Linked DNA regions of Homo sapiens: region 2 is linked to region 1. Evidence: chromatin loops called from intact Hi-C (ENCODE). Cell type or tissue: heart left ventricle. All regions are shown on one strand.

Region 1 (5,000 bases):
AAGAGAAAGTAATTTGCTTGTGCAGAAGACTGCCAGTGGCCTTTTTCCCATTTTGGTACCTAGCTCCTGCACACACCTGAAATCTTATCACACGTCCTGCAAGCTTATAACTTGGGCTTACTGGCATTGCTTTATTGATTGGCACATGACGAAATATGAATGTGTCTGTGTTTAATGTGCATCTTGTAGACTGGACTGTGGTCTGTCTACATCAGGAGGAGGGAGTGTATGTTCAACCAGACTCATCTTGGATCGAAGCACCCTGTGCCTGTGGTAGTAAAGGATTGAATCTATCCTTTAGGTCAGTTTCCGTCAATCACTACAGGGCTATGTGGAGAAGCATATCTCCCATAGCATGGCAGCAGAAAGGGCTGTGATCTGTTGATAATGTCTGCCCTGCTTATGGGAGCAGGGTGCGGCGTTCCTTGAATCCTGTGTCCGGCAATTCTTCCCAGGTTGCTTAACACTATTGGCACATCTGTAAAGAACCACAGGACTAGGGAAATTTTAAATAGATCAAGTTTTATTTGCTTAGTAGAAAAAGGGCCCCTCCCTTTGCAAAAGGATTGGAGAATAGAGGCTTCACAGCTGTAATCCAGACACCTTGATCACAGGCACAGGATCCAATTGGTGAAAATGCCCTTCACCAGTTTTTCTAGGCATGATAACTTGCAGAAGACTATAGCCATGAGTTCATGGCATGTGGTATTTTCCTGATCAGAGTAACTCCAGGGCTCCACATTCACGATGGCATCATTCAGTGTTTCCCGGTGCCCCAGAGATCTATAGCAAGTGAATTAGTACATTCTATGTCACGATGCACTTACAGCATTGGACATTAAAGCCACAGCACATAACTCTGCATAATAAAGGATACTTTTATTTTAGCATGAATGATCAAAAGTTTGCCTTGTAGCAAGGAGCCTGGGCACACTGAATACAGCTCATGTAGCGTCTTCTGACTCTTCTGTCACGAAGCAGTTAGTCTGACTGCCCCACGGGGGAGAAAGAAGACCACAAGTTCCTACATAAATATTTTCATTGTGATTAACTTTTAATGACTTGAAACTGCATTTACTGATTTATTTTCACTTCTTCCTATGTGTCATTGAAGAGAAAAGAGTAAGCAAGATCTGTATAGAAACATTACTTAACTCAGAATGTCAAATGCGTGAAGTGGTGATGGTGCTGTCTCTTCTATAAAAGAGGATTGTTTTCTCCAAAATGATTTTGATTATTTTTAATTTATTTATTTAACTAATATTTATTGAGTGACTACTGTGTGCCAGGCACTGTTCTGGCCACGCAAGATGCAGCAGTTAAAAAAAAACAAAAATTCCTGCCTTCAAGGAGCTGATGATTTTTCTTCTCTATTACTTCATAAAATTATAGATAAGCTGCTAGTTGCTTATTATAGTATATTTCTTTTTTAAAGTGGATTTTGAAAGATTATTTTTTCTTAGTTTGGTTAAATGTAGGATCCTGTTTTCTTCAGGGTTCTTATATGGGGCTTATTTTGTTTTGCTGGAGTTGGAAGAGTGGTTTGCAATGAGTGTTCTCATTACTTCCAGGTTCTGTTTCTCTATCACAGTGCACAAGCTTCTAGAGAAAATCAGAGCACTTCATGTCACTCTTTAAAACTGCCTGCTTCTACCTAACATGCCTGTTCGCCTGAAGAAAGCATGATGGGTTGCATGTTAATCACATCCATGTAAGGGAAACAGCTGTTAAACTGCTTCAAAGATGTAGATATAAATTCTTTCCTTCGTGTAAATCAGGATTTCTTGACCTTGACACTATTAACATTTGGGGCCAGGTAACTCTTGTTTGTAGGAGGCTGTCCTGTGCATTGCAGGAAGTTTTAGCAGCATTCTTGGCCTCTACCCAGTAGGTATCAGGAGTATCCCTCCCCTCTGAGTGTGACAACCCAAAATGTCTCCAGACATTGCCCAATATGTCTCTTGCAGGGGAGTGGTAAAGTTACCCCCAGCTGAGAACCACTGCTGTAAGTGATATGAGTCTGTGATTCAGGTCTCACATTCTCTAATTACAGTAGATCAGTGAAATTCATGGAAAAAAAGAAAAAACATCTGGGACAAGAAGTGTTTTCTGTCTGGTCTTTGCAGAAATGTGGAGCAACTTTCCACCACGAAAGAGTTAATATTATATGAGCAAGTTATCAGTCTGATGAAGCAACATCAACAACAAATGATGAAATTCCTTTAGTACATCATGCCTTGGAAATAGCTTGCATTTCCTATTGGAAACTTGTTAAAATCATATCCATTTACCATAAGTTACAAAGCATGTTGGGCACGGTATACTGTAAGTTAATCTCAAATGATTTAGGAGTAAATGTGTTCCAGATTTGGTGAGCTCAGCTCAAGCAGTAGGCGTCTCTTTTCCAAACATTTTCATTCTCAAGAACTGACATTCAATTCAATAAGTATTTATTGAAATGTGTAATATGAGAGAGCTTTAGAACAGTCTGATACTGCTCCCATCACCCAGTCCAGCAGAAAAGCAGTGCTCAGAAGAGTGCCCAGGGAGCACTCTTCTGATATGGCACCTCCTGCATTGGTTTGCAAGATAGTATAGAAAAGCATGCCTTCTCCTTTGCTGCCTCAAGCCCTTCCCATCCTGTGCCAGCTGTGCCCTCCCCAGTGAATAAATGTTATTACACATGATGGCATGTGTTTCTTATGTGATTCTTTGGTCCCAAATGGGCTAGTTTGCGGTTTTGGCAGGGACCTCCACTGGCCTGTTCTACCTGACCCCTGTTGGCTTGTTGGGGTATTGCAAGTCCAAAGGGGGACCATTTAACCAACTTGTATTTCTGAATCTTCTTCACTTCTCACACACATACCAGTAGATTTTAAAATGCAAGGTACACTGCTGATAAAAGTCACAGGAGGGGCCTGTCACGGTGGTTCACGCCTGTAATGCCAGTACTTTGGGAGGCCGAGGCGGGCGGATCACCTGAGGTCAGGAGTTCAAGACCAGCCTGACCAACATGGTGAAACCCCATCTCTACTAAAAATACAAAAAATTAGCTGGGTGTGGTGGCAGGCACCTGTAATCCCAGCTACTTGTGAGGCTGAGGCAGAGGTTGTAGTGAGCCAAGATCGCTCCACTGCACTCCAGCCTGGGCAACAGAGTGAGACTCCATCTCAAAGTCACAGGAGGGATCGGCTTTAATACAGAGAGGGTAAAAGAGAAACATAATAGGCTACAGAATCTTCACTCATCTGGTTGCTATTTATTGTTCCAGGCACTGGCAATGTAGCTGTGATGAAAACAGACAGGGTCCCGCTTTCCTGGAACTTGCAGTCCATTGGGCAATGAGACAAATAAACAGGCCCTGTTTTAATATGGCGCCAAGGGTGCCAGAAGGAGGGAGATGAGGATGCCATGGGAGCACTTCAGAAAGCACAACCCAGCCTGGAAGGGCAGGGCAGTCGGAGAACGCCTTGCAGAGGAAGCGGTGCCTTATTAACTAGGACATGGATACGTCACATATCAAAGAGGAAGGGGAAAAAGTGTTCAAGGTTATGTTCCAAGGCCCGAAGCGGGTGGGGGAATGGAGTCTTTGAGGATCTGAGAAGTTGGGCGTGTTTGAATAGGAGAGCCGAGACAGGAAGAGTGGGAAGTAAACAAGGAGGAGGAAATGAGGATGCTTCTCAGGATGCTGACTGGAGCAACTGGGACACTGGTGGTCCCATTTACTTAGATGAGGAGCCTGGGAGAAGAGGGTTTGAGGAGGGTGGGGTGGCAACAACTCGAGTTTTTAATCCGCCACTAACTCTGTAACATGGGAATGATTTTTTTTTAATGTTTTTGAAGGATGTCAAAAGCTAATGGAAATTTGAAAAGTTAATTAGCAGCTTTAAGTGATTTCATTACTGTAGACTATCATGACATCCTGCAAATATACTCTGACCTCTTAGGTTCTGCCGATTTTATTTTTCATCCAGTAACTAGTTCTTAGTTTTGATACTTAGCATCATCTTAGTGCTTAAAATTGACCAGTTTTGTGCCTGAAGATGTGGTACCCATGAGTGAAGCAGTCTAGTGACTTGATTGAAGGTTGTATTCTGGCTTATCCAACACTCCTGTGCCCTCTTCCTTAAATTTCCTGTGCCCTGATGGAAGTTTTTATTCTAATGTTGCATAGACTCATTCTACAGAGCATGTATTATTTTTTTTAGATGGCTAAAGGCAGAATTGGTAAATATGATTGGACCGTCTGTAGGCAGGTGTATGCTGTTACAGAATTTTACGAGATACAGGCCTTATTCGAGGAAAGTTGCTGCATGGTGAACATTGTGCTCCGTGATGATGCTGTCATCCAGAACATATGGGGAACAAATGCGATTGTGGGGTCAAGGAACTGAACTTCCTCCTAACCATCTCCCCAGCCACTGCCTTTCCTCATGCCCCCTAATAGGCCTGAAATAGCCAACAGTGAGCCTTGTCAATTACTCCTCGTTTACTGTAGAGCAACCCAGCAACTAGGGAGCATCCCAGCTTACGTGCCCCCTTTTTTGTCTTTGGCAGGAATTTAGATAATGGGCTGTGTGCAATGTAAGGATAAAGAAGCAACAAAACTGACGGAGGAGAGGGACGGCAGCCTGAACCAGAGCTCTGGGTACCGCTATGGCACAGACCCCACCCCTCAGCACTACCCCAGCTTCGGTGTGACCTCCATCCCCAACTACAACAACTTCCACGCAGCCGGGGGCCAAGGACTCACCGTCTTTGGAGGTGTGAACTCTTCGTCTCATACGGGGACCTTGCGTACGAGAGGAGGAACAGGTAAGCCCCCAAAGTCACAGAGTGCAGAGAGGGGGCAGCCACCCTTAAATCTTTTGGCAATTGAACATCTGGGTTCCCATCACTTCCCTTTGACTAGGGGTTTCACATGTAAGTTTCTAATCTGTCTCCTCTACTAGATGAGGGGTTGTAAGAAAAGCCAGAGTTTGATGTACAAACAAAATGCT
Region 2 (5,000 bases), 270 kb before region 1:
AATAGCCATAACACTTTTAAACAGAATGCTTCTGTCCTGACTCAGCCACTTCCTTGCTGTGTGACCCTAAGCTAGTTACATAATTTCTCTGTGCCTCAACTCCTTCATCCCCAAGATAGAAATAGTAGTATCTATCTCATAGGATTGTATGAGGATTAAATGAGTTTGTATCTGTAAATTATATTGAATAGTGCAATAGTAGACACTCAACTAATGTTAGATTTATCTCTACATAAGGTGGCTTAAGAGGGGAGAGAATGGGTGTAAGGGAGCAGTGAGGAGACAGTTTCCTGCCACCAGTATTGATGGGAATGGCCTCGGAGATCTTCTGGACCAGAGCCTTTATATTACAGGAAAGGAAAGAGATAAAAAGATAACTCCTATGCCCAGTATCAAGAGGGACCCTTAACACCACCTCTCCAATGTCCAATACTCTTTTCACCACACTTAGATCTTTCTCTCCTCTAACTTCTGCTTAAGACTGAAACCTCGTGTTAATGTCCTCATGGGATATGACTTGAACATCTTCAAAACCACCTTGACAACCTGTATTGGCATCACAAGCTTGTATCAATGGGCTTGCAAAAAGTTGTGATTTCTGAGGATCAGAGTGGTAGCTGGTGTGAGCAAGAGGCAGTGAGTGTTGCCTCCAAAGTGTCCTTTGGGAGAAAACAAGCCCCAGTCTCTCCTCAGTGTTCAGCCTCTCTAACTTTGCAGTCAGTGTGACAGGTTCTTAATGACCTGCTCCCACCTTCCCCTGTTACCTCCTACATACGCGGGAGAAACCAATTAGAGTAGTGACTTGGGACTACGAGACCATCTGTCTCAGAGAGACCACTCTTAGGACCCCCACAAAGCACCCCAGTGTGCAGACAGCCTCACTCACTTCAGACGATGCTCTTAACTGAACAGAACCCTGCTTATCTTTGTGCAACTCCAATTATTCTTGCCTGCCAGCAGGTGTAATAATGCTAACTGCCTCTCAGCCCCCACGTGGCAGGTGCCACAGAAATAAGTGGATAAATGGACAGAAAATGAACCGAAGCTACACAGTCTGCCAAAGGCTTTCACAGCCCCTTGGAAACAGAACACCTGGCTTCACTGTCTTGTGAATCAATATGGCCTTTTCTTATAGTACCTAAAGCTGAAATTCATCTCCAATTCCTTAAACTGTCCTTCTCCAGGAGCAGAATTCATTTACCATCTGCTTTACAAGAATCTGGACACTCTATGTTTCTATCTTATTATAGATTCAGCTAATATGATTTCTCCCATCCACTATCCCTAAACAACACAACATGTGCTTTGTCTTTGACTAAGCCCCACAGCCTTCTCTCCATACAGGGTGCTTTCTGATGATTCACATCAAATTTCCTGTTTGGTTTCCTTTATGGGTGCATGGCTCCTAATGTTTTTACCCATCTTCTCATGGCGCATCCGGCCCAGGAAGCTTTACTGCGCTTGTTAGTTTAGCAGCTGTGCTTCTCCACTGAGGCTACCCCAGGTGGGAGGCAGCTGGAGAAGGACAGGATAAGAAATTGGAGATGAACTTCATTGTTGTTGTTGTTATTGTTGCTCATGCTGTTGTTTTAGAGACAAGGTCTCACTCTCTCGCCTAGGCTGGAGTGCAGTGGTGTGACCATAGCTCACTCCAGCCTCAAACTCCTGGCCTCAAGGGATCTTCCTACCTCAGTCTGCTGAGAAGCTGGGACTACAGGTGCACACCAACACACCCAGCCAATTTCGTTTTAACTTTTTGTAGAGACAGAGTCTCACTATATTGCCCATGCTGGTCTCAAACTCCTGGCTTCAAATGATCCTCCTGCCTTCCAAAGTGCTAGGATCACAGGCATGAGCCACCACACCCAGCCAACAATGTTTGGATTATTTTTTTCTTCCCTATACTTTCCCCATTTTTTTTCTCAGACTAATAATAGTGAGTTTCTATGACTTCCAGAGTCCTAGATACATCTTCTGTGATCGCATATCCAATGAGCACAAGAAAAATGAACAAGCTCCATCACCAATGCCTCCCCTGGACAATGGGATAAGGCCAAAGAAACCACAGCACAAAGGGTGGCCCCCAAGTCTTCCATTTTAAAAAAAGAAGTTAGAGGTTTTGTGTTTGCTCAAAGCAACTAGAAAGAATGATGGACCCCACACACAGAGATAGCTGTGCTATAGACAAGTGTTTTTCTTTTTTTTTTTTATTTCACTTTAAAAATTTATTTTCATACCAAAAAAATCATTCAAAGACAGTATTAAAAAGGATGTTTTTCAAACCGTGCTCCCCAGAAATGCCTTGGGAGAGAGAAAAGTAGAAAACAAGACAGAAGCAGGCTCTGGGGCTTCCTCCCATGATTCAAGCAGAGCAACCTGAGCTTAGCCGTTGTACACAAGCTTTTTTGGAAAAAGGGCTTCTGTGGCCCCAGACATACAAAACCACTAGTGTACTGTAAAGGTCGCTGTCCTGGGAGGCAGGGTCCCGGTCCCATCTTACCTCTATAGCCTTTGGCAAGACACTAAGCTTCTCAGGGTCTCCCTGCCACGTCTGAAAGGGTGAGGTGTGGACTAAGAGATGGCCAGGATTCTCCAGCTTTATGATCTTCTCTTCAACGTTATTTGTAGCCTTCAGATGACTGTGTCAGTTCCAAGTTGGAAAGACTCGGGACTGAATTCTAGTTCAGCCACTCTTCAGCTCTGTTACCTAGGGTCGGGGGAGGTCCCTGTAGTCTGAATGACCTTGTATGACAGATGCATCTGAATGTGTGCTCCCAGCTATGGAATCCAGGAGTGGCCAATCCAGAGATTTATTCCTTGTCTATGAGTAACATCTGAGCTCCCAGCCCATCCCGTGGGACACGGGCCATACAGAGGATTGAGGCCCGGAGCCTTAATGGACATTGCGAGGTGGAGGTCATTAAGGGGAGGGTGTTAGTGAAAATGCTGTATAAACTGCATGATGTTTGCAAGCAGCTTTGGTTCTCCTACCCATCCTGCTGCCACCAGACCATACAGATATCTTGTCCAGCCCACTGTCATTGACTCTCTCCCCTGCATGTGATCCCCTAATAAAACCCCAAGTCTCGTTTTCTGGCTCTGGGTCTCTTCTTCAGCCTCTTGAACCTAATGCCTTCCCTACAGAGGTTAATAGGCATTCGTCAAAACAGCCTCCTCCTCCCTGAAGTTCAGTTCACCCTCACCTGTAATCACTAATACTATCAATGACCTTGAAAGATTGTTGTGAGGATTAAAAATAACATATAAAACTTTTCTTGGCCCAAATTAGTTATTCAATAAAGGGTAACTATGACCTACCATGATTTTTATGCATGCAGCCTTTAACTCAACCAACCCAGTGCTAGGACTTTAACTTATGGGTATATGTCTAAAAGTTCACCAAGTTGTTCATTTGAGGATATTCATAGCAATAAAATGTGTAATACCAAAAAATAAATAAGTAGGATGTGTCCATCAATCAGACGGCAAATAAACAAATTATGCAAATATACCTATTTGTATATTTGCATTTTATAACCATTGACAGGTTTTTAAAAATTGATTTATCAAAATTGAGATTGTAGCCTATCCTTTTATTTGTTTAACCTCTCCATACTTCTCTGTATTAAAGGTGAGTTCAAAAAATGCTATTCTTCATCCAAGAATTTTATATTGTGTATCTATTGGTTAAAATAAGTAAACATTGATGATGATGAGGCTGATGATGAAGGTGGCGATGGGTCACATTCAGAGGATACAGGAATCCTGGGATGTCTTTTGGGGAAAAATGACCAATAAGGATGAGGCTCTGCAGATGGATTTTCTCTGGCCAGTCCTTTTTCCTGACCACATCCGCTCCACTTGATGAATGACTTGGTCCTTCTTGAGATCTTCAATAAAAATAGCTCTCTGACCCTTGTTTTTGTTTTTCTCCATTTGACAGCAGAGAACTAGGAGAAAGGAGAGTTTGCTATTCTCACCATATCTCAAAACAGTTAACTGAAAGCTCAGCTGGACGTCACTAGGGTTTAGTCTCAAGACATAAGCCTGACTTCTCAGTTTTCAGTGTGGGTTTCTCAGCAGTTGGGTTTGAGAGTGGTAAGACTCTAGAATCCCCAACCAGATGATCTGTCCCGCCTAACAGAAAAAGGTGATGCTGCCCTTATATATAAAGCTCAGATCTTTGAGGTGTCTGTTTTGTTCAGAATATTTCTTTTCTAACCACCTTTAAAATGAAATATGTATTCTTCAGACATACAGGCCAGTGCTAACCAAATATTTTCATCATACAGATTAAAACCTCTAGAATATTGAGCCAACACTAGTCCCAAAATGCAGGATTTCTGGTCTAGGAAACAAATTTATGAGTAGGTCCTCATATTGTTTGGTCCCCTTCTCACCTGTGAACACCCGGCACATACACACATTGAATGTCATACTATTTCCTCTGGTTTCAGGGCCCCATTACAACATCCTGTCACACCTGATTTCTTCTGAAGTGTGTCAAGCTCTGCATAACTTCTCCCTCTTCCCCCAATACCCCATACCTCTCAAAGCCTCCTACCCTTACACAAACTCGAATTTCTCCCTCCTCATATAAATGTCAGAAGGCAAGTAAGCTGACTAGCTCATTTCATTTACAGTGTGACTGACCTATGGCCTGATACTTTTCTCAAGGGAAGTGAAGGTTTTCACAGGGGCATTTCATACAAATCTTTACCCTGCTGAGATTACAAATCCTCTGTGTTTCCTTTCCTCTTGCCTAACCCAGCAGAGAATTAGATGTTAGCCCAAAATCTGTTGTAGGAGGGGTCCTGAAGGGGTCCTAGGATCTCAGTTTATGGAGAAGGCAGCCTCTTAACCCTAGCCTGTTCTGGGATCTCAACTCCTTTCTACTTTAAGTATCACGTGTTCTTTAGTCCCTTTATGCCTTCATTTCCCCATAGCCCAGAGCCCATAGGTTCTTATCCTCTCTCATTCATTTCCATTCAAGCATGCAT

What was found. Hi-C counts contacts between places; a loop is a spot of excess contacts. Peaks named below come from ENCODE experiments on the same cell type or tissue, not always from the same donor. Only the 100,000 strongest peaks of a DNase experiment are listed, where the experiment ranks them.
Region 2: a loop joins it to region 1, with 4 times the contacts of the local background. A loop is called at or near these places in 87 of 110 quality-filtered maps.

What each region holds. Positions count from the first base shown.
Region 1 is chr6:111,719,620-111,724,619 of GRCh38, reverse strand. FYN (FYN proto-oncogene, Src family tyrosine kinase) reads left to right here. Exons shown (of 14, transcript NM_002037.5): 4 at 4,558-4,815. The coding sequence starts at 4,569. Among named protein-coding and RNA genes, the nearest start is that of TRAF3IP2, 120 kb to the right of the region's middle. In heart left ventricle, a CTCF peak has its summit at 2,781; a DNase peak (open chromatin) is centred at 4,709; H3K27ac peaks cover 869 bases.
Region 2 is chr6:111,989,479-111,994,478 of GRCh38, reverse strand. LOC105377947 (a long non-coding RNA gene) reads right to left here. Exons shown (of 3, transcript XR_007059710.1): 3 at 3,573-3,950. Among named protein-coding and RNA genes, the nearest start is that of CCN6, 62 kb to the left of the region's middle. RefSeq lists an enhancer at 1,342-1,491. In heart left ventricle, no CTCF peak of the experiment used is centred here; no DNase peak of the experiment used is centred here.